Linked DNA regions of Homo sapiens: all the other regions are linked to region 2. A link is a contact called in ENCODE Hi-C data. All regions are on one chromosome and are shown on one strand. Each heading gives the region's core, a stretch centred on a gene start or an enhancer-like site at or near the end of the contact. The rest is flanking DNA. Distances are from core to core; before and after follow the strand shown. Region 1 holds the start of ZNF793 (zinc finger protein 793). Region 2 holds the start of ZNF45 (zinc finger protein 45). Region 3 holds the start of ZNF571 (zinc finger protein 571). Region 4 holds the start of ZFP30 (ZFP30 zinc finger protein).

Region 1 (3,164 bases), core at 626-3,125, 6.4 Mb before region 2:
GCAGGAGAATCGCTTGAACCCGGGAGGCAGAGGTTGCGGTGAGCTGAAATTGCACCAATGCACTCCAGCCTAGGCAACAAGAGCGAAACTCCGTCTCAAAAAAAAAAAAAAAGAAGAAATGTCAATTGTAGCATTTTAACACAGCATTGAAGTTATCTACTGATGCATAGCAAATTACCCTAAACTCAGAAGCTTAAAACAACAAACATGTAGTATCTTACACACTTTCTGAGGGTGAGGAATATAGGAGCTGCTATAGCTGAGTGCTTGTGACTGTGTCTCTCACGCAGTTGCAGTCAAACTATTGGCAGGGGCTGCTGTCATCTCAAGGTTTGACTGGGGCTGGGAGATGTGCTTCCAAGGGTGATACACTTGGTTATAGGAAGGCCCCAGCTACTCCCAGGCTATTGGGTGGAGGGCTTAGTTCCTTGCTACCTGGGCCTCTCCATAGGCTGTCTCGGTATCCTCATGACATGGCAACTAACTTCTCTCAAAGTGGGGGCAGCAGCCTTTAAGACAGAACTCAAGGTGCCATTTATTATATTTAATCTCAGCAGTGACATCTATCACTGCTACTGCATTCTATTAGTCTCACAGTCCAACCCTGGTACAATGTGGGAGGGAACTACATAAGAGTGTGAATAGTAGGAGGTAGGAATCATTGGGAAACATTTTGAGGTCAGTTATTGTATCAGTTGCTAGGATGACCAGTTGGAATTAGGATTTTTTTAAAAAGCCATTTTCATAAGACAAGGCAATCTTTTCTAGAGATGTTCCAATACCTGTGATATGCGGAGCACTGCGCTAGGTGGTATTCAAGGCAGGCCTGTAGTGAATGCTGTTGGACCCAGCCACCACCCCTGAGCAATCATATGCAGACCGCTGGCTTCTTAACTGCAGACACCTACAGACTCAGCCTAAGACTTTCCCACGAGGCAGGCTCGAAGTGCTGGAGCTTTAACACCTCTGGAGTGGCCCTAAAACAATTAGGAAGAGAGATGGTGTAGACATATGTAAGCTTCATCGGCCTGGTGGTTGTGAAAACTTGGAAGTGGTTTCTACACAATCCCCCAGAGGTCCCAAGCTGACTGAGCCCTCATTGATCCAGAGCTAATCTGCTCACCTATGCACTGTATATTCGTTCCCATCGCTCCCGTCTCACTTCTCCATCCCCCACCTACCAAATAAACTGCTTGCACTCATTCTTTCCTCAGGTCGGCTTCTCGGGCAAGCCTCCTTAGGTAAAAACCTTGCTTTCAACATTTCCTTTCCATTATGCGCTAAGAACTCTGATCTCTTCCCGCTGCGGCAGCCCCGCCCTTTCCTTGCGGCTCCGCCCTTTCCGTGAAGTCACGCCCGTCCTTAGGCTGTCTCTGTCTCCCTAAGAGCGAGTCTCTTCGCTGCTCTCTAACTCCTAGAGCTGGCTCAGAAAGAGTTTCACATTGCCATAGGGGAGCTCCTAGGAGAGGCTGCACCCATTGCACGTAAGAAGCGGTAAAAATGTACGCGGCCATCTTACCAGGCTGCCGGAGACAAAGAAAGCTCAGCTTTGATGTCTGGGCGCCACCATGTTGGCCACAGGAGGTTTTGGCATCTGAGATGCTGAGTTAAGAGCAGAGACGACATCTCTGTTTAGGGATCCAGGGACACTTCCTTCTCCTTGTCCTAAAATAGCCTTATCTTTTGGTCTAGCAAAGGGCTTAATCATCCGTTTTACGGCACAGTTTTAAACATGGCCGCCCCAGGTAGGAGTCAAGTGGGCGTCGCCATCATACCTCCAATTACAGCTTTGAGAAACCCAGAATCCTGTTCACTGGAAGGTTGCCGGGTGGCGGCTGACAGCCTCAAAGTCGCAATTGAGTCTGCGCACCGGCCATTCAGGATGGGACGACCTTATACCGCGGTGAGGCGGCGTGGCAGGACGACCAATTTCAGATTCAGGGCGCGGATGCAGCATAAATGGGAAGGCACGGTTTGAGAAACGGTCAAACCTGGGACTAGTGGAGGATAGTGAGCTGCCGACTACGGTGGCCGACTGGGTCAGCTATGGGTGCCCGTGAGGGTCAATGACAAGGGAACTGAAGGGTTAAGAGATTCGGCGTCTGAGCCTCGCGGGGCCTCAGTGGTGGCGGACAGAGGTTTGCGGGAGTCAGTGGCACGGTCTCTGAAGAAGATGGATTGGGAGTGTGTGGGAATCAATAAATGCGAGTTCTGTGAAATGTCTTGATTTTCAGGGTGCATGGGGTCAGTAATAGTGGTCTTCATGGGTCTGGGGTCAGTTGGGATTTTTCAGACACTGGTTTAGAGATCTTTAAGGTTAATGATCGGAGCCCGAGAGGATCAGTGATCGGAGGTTCTAAGTTCTGTGGGCAGTAATAGTTTGGGTACTGGAATTGGTGATTGTGGAAACTTTGGGGTTCAAATGAGGGAGGTCAGTGGTGATGAATGTTTGGAGAAATGTTTTGGGCCATCGGTGATTGAGACTTACTTCATATCATCGGTGGAGGATCGGAGAGTATTAACGATTGGACTTTTGTAGATCAGGGAATGGAGAATAGAGTCAAGTGTGCTTATCTTAAAGGTACGCCTCAATGAGGCTCAGTGATTCGGACTGTCACTTGTGGGTGGGAGTGGGACTGTGAGAATCAACAATTGATCCTCAGTCGTTGGGATATCATTGGCAATCAGTGTGGATTCATGATTGGGGGCTGTGTAATTTCACTGGCAATCAGATCGGATCGGTGTTCTTTGTAGTTACTGACCTGTAGTCTCTCCTGGTCAGATTTGAACATAGGGGAATATCAGTGACTATGAAAACCTCTGAGGGTTGGAGATTGGAGGCCAGTGATTGGGGGCACTATGCGTGTCTGATTAGGAGACTTATAGGGGTTGGTGTTGAGGGTCCTGAAATGTGGAGATTGGGGATGGGAAAATCACAGATTTGAGGCTGCAAGCCTGCATAGCGGGAACACATTTCACTCAGGTGACACTCCCTAGCTGAATAGCAGCCAGTTCCTCTCCACCAAGGCCCATCTGAAAACTCTTTTTTGAACCCACACCCTTTTTATTGTTCTCTACAATAATGAAAATAATTTGAAAGGATCGCGTGCTAAACTTATCTAAAGTAACATGTTACTAAAGACGTGGCTTCTATTCTTGTTAGG
Region 2 (2,854 bases), core at 152-2,651:
AATTAAATGAGAATTCTTTCAAAATTTTCTAAAGTCTAAACTCAACCTTGCTTTCAAAATCTTCTACAGTAAAATTCCAACCTCCCTCCCCAACTTGATCTCAAATGGCTCCTCTGCAGCCAGTTTCCTATGATTATTTATATGGATCATTTATCTATTTTATTTCCTAATTCTAAATTGGGATTTCAAACTGTGAGACCAAGGGTATTCAGATGTAAGGAACCCAAGTCTAGGACACAAATCCCACTGTTCTTACTAGCACTGTGATATAGGAAAGTAAATTAGGCTCTCTCCATTTCCTCATCTGTATAATTGGTGTAATAACAGTACCCATATCACAATACCCACATCACCTTTGTAAGGTGAACAGAACCCACAACACAAGGCCTTTGTGAAGGTTCAGTGTGTTAGTTTTTATAAAGCCCTCAGAGTGATACTCAGCACCCAATGTTTAACTAGTGTGACTAATATTCATGTCACATTTTCTCCAATTATACAATAACGGAACACTTCTGTAGCAGAAACATTTGCAAGGAATGAAATACCTTCTCGCACTCGGAACAGAAGAGGAAGGTGAATGCTAGGTCCTGTCACAGTGGGGCTCTGCTGCCAGAAGCCAGGATGCTCTCCTTCCTCCTCTCCCGCAGCATTCTTTCAGAAGTCAGGGCAGGGGAAGGAAAGGAGGCTGGGAGATTGCACGATCTTGTCTGAGATCCTGGAAAATCCACAGAGGATAACTCCAGACGCCACCTGTTGAGTGATGCACTCTTTCTTAAAAAACGGGTCAGGCATAGTCCAAGAACAGCCTCCTTTCCTGCAGGAATCAGAAAGAAGAGCCAGGCGCTTGCTGAAAAATGAATATTTTTTATTATGATAGTTTTAATATTAACGGCCGACATGTTGCCACATTCCTGTACTATTCCATACACATTTTACTTGTACTATATTACTAATTGTCAAAACAAATATATAAGGTTAATATTTCCTTTTGCAGAAGAGGAAACTAAGACCAGAAACTAAGCACCGAAAGATTAAGTTCTCACCCAACGTTACACCGCTAGGAAGCTACAGAGCTGTGGGAGGTGGGGGAAGGCGGGTCGGGCCGCTGAGAGCCCAGGAGATCCTCAGACGCCTCCCCATTCAGGTCCACTTCCAACCAGGGGACTCCCGAACCGCCCCGAACGCAGCAGCTCCGGATACAGTAAGGCAATCAGCTGCCCAGCCATTCAACTCCGCCCTCCGCTGCTCGCCGCAGCGTCTTTTCCTGCTGACCGAAGTGCGAGCCCTGCTGATCCTACGACCAAACCATAAAAGTTAAAACAGGTCGCGGGGTCCCAGGACTCACTCACTTCCACGAGAGGAATGAAGGCCGCGCTCTCAACCTCTTGCCGCGGAAGTGCCCGGGAGAGCAGGGAGCTCTGGAACTACATTTCCCAGCATCCCCGGGAGGAACGGAAGCCGCTGCCCCGCCCCCTGGGCGGAAGTGCGGGCTTCGACTCCCACGGCCGAATCTTATTTCTCAGAATCCCCAAGGGGAGCGGGCTTCGTGTTCTCGTCCTCAAATAGTCGAAGTACCACCGAACCCACTGAGCACTGGGGTATAGGTTCCTATTTCCCCAGGGGAGCAAATAACAAAGCCGCGCTTTCCCAGAGCTGAAGTGCCCCCAAAAGTCTGGACCACACGTCCCAGAATCCTCTGTAGGGCTGAGCTTCCCGCCAGCCTGCAATTTTCCTTTTGAATTAGCGGGGGGAGTCTAAGTCATTGCTTGTAGAGCTCAGCCTGCTTTTTCCTTTTGCCATTGTTCCCTTTTATACGTGACAGAAGTTGCGAATATGAAAAAAAAAAAGGAAAATACAAAGGAATGCTATGTGTGAGCTAAAAACAGAGGTAATAAAAGAGGTGGCCAGAGCCGCCCAGAGCAACAAGCCTTTTATAATATGGGTATGGATTCATCTGTGATTAAAAATGCTCAAAAAAGGAGATGCAATCATCCAGCAGGACATGAAACAAAAGCAGCAAAATTCTCCACTTTTCTTGCGCTTAGTTTTCTTTCATTCGCAGGATACTGAAGAAAGTATTATAGTATTGAATAGGCTCTATCCTATATAAAATCTTGAAAACATTCAGTTCAGATTAAGGAATCACATCACTTCTTGCTCTCAGAATCAGGAATCTGTAAAGGTGTCTTATGATTTGCCAAAGTGTCTATGAATATTCAGTAAGGAGAGGGAGGTGAAGTGAGGGATTAAGACATGAAGTGCAAAAAATACAGAAAGCTATACTATTCACTTTTCTCCTAGGTAGAAACTAAATATTTTTCCAAGTTTATTATGAAAGGGTAAAGAAGAAAAAATGGAAGTTGACTACATAGGAGTAGCTGTAAACATCTGAACAATGTTCAATTTAGGCTGAGGCAGGAGACCAGCAGGGCGTGATTCCAAGATCAGATAAGAAACCTGCTGAAACCAGCAAGTGATGGAAAGCAACCTGTAAGTTCCCTTTGCTACCTATCAGTATAAGACACTCCCACCAGCGCCGTGACGGTTTATAAATGCCATGGCAACACCTGGAAGTTACCAACCCCTTTTCTAGAGATTTCCGAGTAACTCACCCCTTAATTTGCATGTAATGAAAAGTTGGTATAAATATACCCAGCCAACAGCCCATATGCTGCTACTCTGGGCACACTGCCTGTGGGCTAGTCTTGGTCTGCAAGGAACAGTCACTGAGCTTTTAACACTGTTGATTCGATAAACCTGCTTTCTTCCGCTGCTGGCTTGCTGTTGAATTCTTTCCTGAGCAAAGCCAAGAAACTGCCCTGCATCAATGCCATTTCAAAATCTGGATAAGTAC
Region 3 (3,240 bases), core at 315-2,814, 6.3 Mb before region 2:
ACTATAGGAAAAAACGGGGAAGGATTGATACAAAGGTATTTACAAATGTTTTTAATTACAGCTAGGTGTTGAACATGTTGGGGTTCGTATTATTCTTTAGCCTGCTTGAAAACATCCACAATAAAGTTAAAATTTTAAAACTCTTCAAATTTCCCCCAGAAAGTACAGTTATTTTTCATCAAAACCTTAGACCAGGCCAGGCGCGGTGGCTCACGCCTGTAATCCCAGCACTCTGGGAGGCCCAGGCGGGTGGATCACGAGGTCAGGAGATCGAGACCATCCTGGCTAACACGGTGAAACCTCGTCTCTACTAAAAACACAAAAAATTAGCCGGGCATGGTGGCGGGCGCCTGTAGTCCCAGCTACTCGGGAGGCTTAGGCAGGAGAATGGCGTGAACCCGGAAGGCGGAGCTTGCAGTGAGCCGAGACCGCACCACCGCACTCCAGCCAGGGCGACACAGCGAGAATCCGTCTCAAAAAGCAAACAAACAAACAAAAAAATCTTAGACCAGAAAGGACTGCTGTATCATTGGGTGGAAAGGAGAGGTGTAGTGTGGCTGGGGAGTAGAGCTAAACTGATGATCCCATCCCCGCAGCATCATTTATGGGGTGCCTAAGGACCAGTCACTAGCATGGCTGGTTCTTCCTTAGGAAGATGTTGCTGGAGGTAGAAAACGTTTCGGAAAGGAAGAAATTTGAGGTTAGAAAGAAAACAGGAACTTCACACAAGACTTTCAGAAGTGCGATATTCTTTTCCTCTGGGTGCCTCTCTTGGAAAACGCAGAACCGAGAAAAGAAATAAGCATCATAGAACATCAGAGCTCTCGGAGCAGACGAAACAATTTAGGATAACACCAACCTCTAGAAAGGGATTAGTCTTCCCCACAGGGCTGTCAAGCTAGAATAGGACATCTTTAACAGTGGTCTTCTTCCTAAGACACTTCCAGGGGTAAAGCCTCACCATCAGGGAAACTTCAAAAAGAGCCTCTTACTCTGCAAAGAAACTGCAGCAGCTGTAACCGCACGATTCTCAGCTGGCTTAATGATGTCCGTGTCACACGAGGAGTACTGCGGCCCGGGAGGGGCCAAGCGCTAGGAGCATTAACAGGCGGCAGGTGAGCCCACCCCGCGGCCGCACAAGCGCACACGCACACGTCCAGGGCGGAGGAACACTACTAGTAACACCCGCCTCCTTCTAGCCTCCCTATCCCAAAGTTATGGTGCCGATTTTGTCCGCGGCAGGGGCTCCAGGGGCACACTCATAAATTCGGTGCGGAGGAACACAACTAGCAGCACCACACCCCCGCCACTGCCAGAACCAAAGTGACGGTGCCGACACCCCTCCGCAAGCGCAAGGCCGACTTCCATAAGTAATTAGCCAGAGCACCGTCCCGTTCCTGTCAGCACCGAGCCCCAGCCAGGACACCGGTATTCCCAGCACCATACAAGAACTACTTTTTCGATGAAGCAACCCAAAAGCTGCGAGCGGTTCCCGGTGAGGCCGCCCACTCACCTGGCCGGCGCAGACAAGCTCCGTGCGTCAAGACATAACAGCGTAAGTGTACGACGTTGCGCAGCGACGCGGGGGCCTTCGGGAAATGTAGTCTACAACTGGAAACCGGCCGGATCGTGTCTGCGCAGGCCCAGCAGCTAAGATCGGGTCCGGCGCTCCAGAACAGAACGATCCCTGAGGCTCCCTTGCTCGAACTGTGGGACTTACCCTACTATGGTCCGAGCCTACCCTATTTCATTATACTCAAGTAACGCCCCAGAAATTCCAGAGAATCTCACACAAAGAGGTTGAGTCTTGCCGTGGTGCCTTCAGGGGAATGTCATCCCGGGCTAGAAGAGCTGCAAAAGGCTGTCAGGTAAGGTCTGGATTTCTCTCTGACAGCTCTGGCCGTGACGCAGTGGCCACGATACCGGGTTGCTGCTCAACGGGGTTCGGAAGTGTGACGCATTCTTTGCGGCCATGTGTGTGTGTGTGCGTGTGTGTGTGGGTCTGTGCGCGCGCGTGTCCGAGTGTCCTCTGTGGGTGCAGAGTGGGTAGTGGCCATGCCTGTGTGATGTGCGTCAGATTATGCTTGAGGCTATTAGTGGCGCATTTAGTATTGTGTGCGGAAGGGTCTTGGGAATGGTTTGATTATAGCTTTGAGGGTGACTGATGTCTGTTTAATCAGATTCAGCCTGCGACTGAGTATCTTATAACCTGTAAGAAATTGATTTTTCTTTGCATGGTCATGAATTTAAAATAGATTCCCATGAAATTATATAAATGTAGTGAATGATTCATTGAGAGTTCGCCTGTGGCAGTGAATGTGGGGAAAGAAGTGTGTGAGCATAATATGGTGAGAATGAGCACGATTGTGTGCAGCGCTGTATTATAGTGATATCTCCTGGCTTCAGTTTTCTCACCTGTAAAGTGAGGGTGTCAGTCGTGTAACGCTTTGGAACAATGCTTTTTAATAGGAATTTCTGCAAAACTGAGTTCCATTTTTTATATCTGTGCTCTCCAATATAGTAGCCACTAGCTACATATGGCTATTGAGAAATTGAAATGTGGCTGGTTTGACTGAGGAACGAATTTTTTAAATTGTGTTCAATTTTAATAAATCTAAATGTAAACAGCTATATATGGCTAATAGTCTTCCTATTGAACAGTACAACCTGGAGCATTAATTTGCCTTCAAGATTTGAAGGGGGTAAAAACTTAATTCATCTAGCAAATATTTGAAAATGAAATTCTTAAAACTTCCTTAAATTTTTTTTTAAATTTGAGATGATTGTAGATTCATATGAGGTTGTAAGAAATAATAGAGACATTGTGTGTTATCTTCAACTTAGTCTTCTCCAATGACAACATCTTGCAGGACTGTAGTATAATATGACAACCAGGATGTTGACATTGATAGTCAAGATAGATCATTTCCATCACCTCGAGGATCTGTTGTGTTGCCCTTTTATAGACAAATGCACTTTCTTCCCTCTTGTTTGAAGATATTCGCGTCAACATTAATGATAATGTAGGCATACCTCATTTTATTGTGCATCATTTTATTGCACTTTGCAGATACTGTATTTGTTTGTTTTAAAGAGACAGGCTCTCACTGTCTCACCCAGGCTGGAGTGCAGTGGTGCAGTTATAGCTCACTGCAGTCTCGAACTCCTGGGTTCAAGGGATCCTCCAGCTGGCCCACAAAGCCTGAAATATTTATTATGTGGTTCTTTGCAGGAAAAGTT
Region 4 (3,176 bases), core at 174-2,673, 6.3 Mb before region 2:
CTCACTATGTGCCAGGCACTCTCCTAAGAGCTTCACAAATATTAATTCATGTAATCTTCAAAACAACACCGTAAAGTATACACTATTACAATTCTGAGGAAATTGAAGCACAGATTGCTTAAACTCGTTCAGATTTAAGTGGCAGTCAGGATTCAATTCCACTTAATCTAGGCTCGAAATTCTTAACCACTACACTACACCTCCCTCAGTCGATCCAAGATATACCCAAAATAAACTCATGCTGCCAGACCTCAAACCACATCTGGCTGGTACCAAAAACTTCCACTCATGAATTTCCTGGAAAAAAAGAAATCTCCACTCCTACCCCAGAACCATTAAACATATCTAAACCCTAAAAAACAAATAAAAACAAAGTATGAACATTAATCTCCAGCACGGGTATTTCCATATCATCAAGATCCTTAGAAAAACAGCGCTCACAGAGTAATTGAATTTGCAGCCTACAGTTAACTAACCATGTGTCTAACTATAGAACAGCATGAAGTGGGCACTAACAACGGGAAATCTATTAATTAGGTCCCCTGCCGTTAACTAGGTAGGGAAATCCTAAGGCCCAAATCAATGAATAAATAGATCATTCCTAAGCAGGATTTTAAACGGAAGGAACTCGAATGCATTTCACAGAAACAAAGCAGCAGCACGAACTCACAGGGAACCGGCTTTTAGAAGAGCAGCAGCGATTCGTTTCTCCTTCTCAAGCGCCTTCTCTGGAAACTGGCAGGGCTGGGGAAGCAGGCAGAGTTCAGGACACCCCAGGCTTTTCTTGACTCGATTGGAACCCACCCTCCACGCTTCCCTGGCCCCAACTAACCGCCACCTGCATGCACAAATGGAAACGACAGGGCAGAGGGTCAGCAGTCACCCGCGTCTGGGTTCGCAGCTCCGGGTACGCTGTAGTTCCGCACCCGGTTGCCCACGCCCGGGACCACCCACTGTGTCTTTTCGGAACTGTCCAGCGTGTCCTCCTAGACCCCAGACACCCACCCCAAATCTAGGTCCCAGCGTTTTGCAGGGGACCTTCATCCTGGGGCGTTCACCTCTGACTTCCCTCTTGGGCCTTTTCGCTACGGCCGAGCCTAAGTGGCTGAAGCGCGGACGAGGATGCGCGGGGCCTCGGTCTCCAACTGCACCACAGGCCGCACCCACGAACCTGGTCCGGCACAGTTACTACCGCCCGGGCCTCCAGGCCTCAGGGCTGCAGAAGCTCAGTCCCGGGAAAAAAAGCACACCGGCCTGAGGCTCCACAGGAACCTTTTCTCCACCTTGGCCCGGCCTGCAAAACCTGGCCCACTCCGCGCTCTTTTCCCTCAGAAAAGCAGCGGCCACAGTGGCGCCCGGCTCCCAGCCCCAGCCTCACCCGACTCAGAGGATAGCCCAGCCCTGGGAGTCAGCGGCGCCAGAATACGGGAGAGCGCCTGTCTCCGTCGCGAATGCGCTAGCGCGCGGGGGGGCGGAGGCAAGTCCCGCAGCTGCTCCGGGCCGGGAGGGGCGCGTGGGGCCGGGTCTCGGCGGGGATAGTCGGGCCGGGGAGACGGAGCCAGAGGGGCCGCAGTGTCCCTCGCCTCAGGCCTCTACCTGTAATGGCCGCCCCGTGACTGACCAGTGCCATTAAAGATAATCCAGGCCTGCTCCCCTGTGGACACTGCGGTCCAAAATTTAAAAAAACAATATTCCGCCTTTTTATTTTTCATTTGGTTCTCGGCTCGGAGACAGGCGGAGGCTGCGAGCCCCGCCCCGCCCCCAGCGACGCCTCACCGGAACCTTTGGAAATCGGCTTCTGCCTCGAGTGCGCAAGCGCGCGGGGGGCGAACGCTGGGGCCCTTCAGGGAGCAAGGGAGAAGTGTGGGGCCGCACCTGCCGAGGGGTCGGGAGGTTTGGAGGAGGGTGGAGGTTGGCTACAGGATCCCGATGGGGATGGAGTGTTCAAATCTAGGCCTGTAGCCGTGACCCTGGCGTGAGTTGGATGGAGGAAACCCCAGTATCGCGAGCCTGGACCAAGGCGCGGCGCGTGCTGCCTGTGGTGTTTGCTGAGTGACGGCCGCCGCGCCCCCGCGTACCTGGACCGAGTGCCTGGCCGCTGGCGGAGTAGTGTTTCCGTGCACGGGGCTGCTGCGTGCGCGTGTGCCGTTCTCTAGCGGGGGATTAGGATGGTGCCGCAGAGAAGGCTGCGCGGTGGTGCCTGACTCTGACGCTGGCTGTAGCGGGTCTCTGGGGTCTTTGCGGTTTGTGTCTGCGTTTGTGACGTACCTGACATCGGATCTGTGACTGTGGCTCTGCCTCATCCAGCGTTATTTCCAGAATCCTTCTGATAGGGCAGCGCTTCTGGTTCTGGTTTTCCATGGAGACGGTTTGTGGGTCCCTATGAAACTGAGTGTTGGGATTTTGATTATCTGCATCTGGCCCTTGTGTGCCCTCAGGACTGTGGTGTTAGGCAAGTAAAATAATTGCAGGAAAAAAAATTGGAAAGGAATAAGGTTGCTATTACTTCCAAATGATGGAATTGTAGGACTGTGTCAGAAAATTGAATAGGACACCATGAAACGGGAGGGAGAGGCATTTTATTTTCTTCCATACCTGGTCTTGGAATATTCTAACAAATGAGATTTGTTTTTTCCCCTTTGTTCCTGGATGAACTCTTGGATAAATTCAATGTCTCCAAGCATTCTTGGATAGTAAGTTTCTTTGATCTTTAGTTGAAAGATCAGCCTCATTTTCGTAGCTAAAAATACCTTTAGTAATAAAAATGTTCATTGTAATACTTCATTTAAAATATTTAAAACTTTCTTCTTTCTCCTTGATCTCTTCCAGATATCTCAAGTTTTGGTTAAGTGAATATGTGGAGTATATGTACTAATTACGTCAATTATTTTCTCTTTAAAACCAAGTACATTTCTTACATGAGTTTGTTTATCAAGGATTTATTGGTTTTCTTTGTACTTGTTGCTATTTTTTAGAAATGTTCCAACAGATATGTTAAATGTTCATCGATTATTTTTTCAGTGGTTCAAACATCGGAGTAGAATCTCTCTTCCATTCTGTGGCTGCAATTGGACTGTACAGTTGTCCTAAAATTTACCGTCATTGTTTTCCTAAGTTTGATTCTTGTTTCCTAGAATTCAGCTAATTTTTGCTAAAGTTCTTTTCCAATAAGTTCC

The links. A loop is a pair of places that touch in the nucleus more often than their neighbours do. Pooled maps may share reads with other maps.
Region 1: a pooled map shows a loop between it and region 2 (13-fold over the local background). The contact joins the promoter of ZNF793 here to the promoter of ZNF45 in region 2. A Hi-C loop is called at or near these places in 4 of 50 pooled maps.
Region 3: a pooled map shows a loop between it and region 2 (9-fold over the local background). The contact joins the promoter of ZNF571 here to the promoter of ZNF45 in region 2. A Hi-C loop is called at or near these places in 5 of 50 pooled maps.
Region 4: a loop to region 2 is called in a pooled map, with 12 times the contacts of the local background. The contact joins the promoter of ZFP30 here to the promoter of ZNF45 in region 2. A Hi-C loop is called at or near these places in 4 of 50 pooled maps.

Annotation. Positions count from the first base shown.
Region 1 is chr19:37,505,064-37,508,227 of GRCh38, forward strand. It overlaps ZNF793 (zinc finger protein 793), which reads left to right and starts at 1,876. Exons shown (of 8, transcript NM_001013659.3): 1 at 1,876-1,903. ZNF793-AS1 (ZNF793 antisense RNA 1) reads right to left here and starts at 2,024. Exons shown (of 3, transcript NR_110723.1): 1 at 1,776-2,024; 2 at 783-977. RefSeq lists enhancers at 794-1,585, 1,586-2,377, 1,943-2,092.
Region 2 is chr19:43,933,881-43,936,734 of GRCh38, forward strand. ZNF45 (zinc finger protein 45) reads right to left here and starts at 1,402. Exons shown (of 10, transcript NM_003425.4): 1 at 1,044-1,402; 2 at 546-814. ZNF45-AS1 (ZNF45 antisense RNA 1) reads left to right here. Exons shown (of 3, transcript NR_184050.1): 3 at 1-1,934.
Region 3 is chr19:37,593,228-37,596,467 of GRCh38, forward strand. It overlaps ZNF571 (zinc finger protein 571), which reads right to left and starts at 1,565. Exons shown (of 4, transcript NM_016536.5): 1 at 1,514-1,565. ZNF540 (zinc finger protein 540) reads left to right here and starts at 1,649. Exons shown (of 5, transcript NM_001172225.3): 1 at 1,649-1,868. RefSeq lists enhancers at 526-1,207, 1,007-1,136, 1,207-1,256, 1,208-1,890, 1,487-1,686 and 2 more.
Region 4 is chr19:37,654,042-37,657,217 of GRCh38, forward strand. It overlaps ZFP30 (ZFP30 zinc finger protein), which reads right to left and starts at 1,424. Exons shown (of 6, transcript NM_001320669.3): 1 at 1,379-1,424; 2 at 671-838. RefSeq lists a silencer at 1,380-1,569 and enhancers at 1,593-2,580, 1,980-2,029.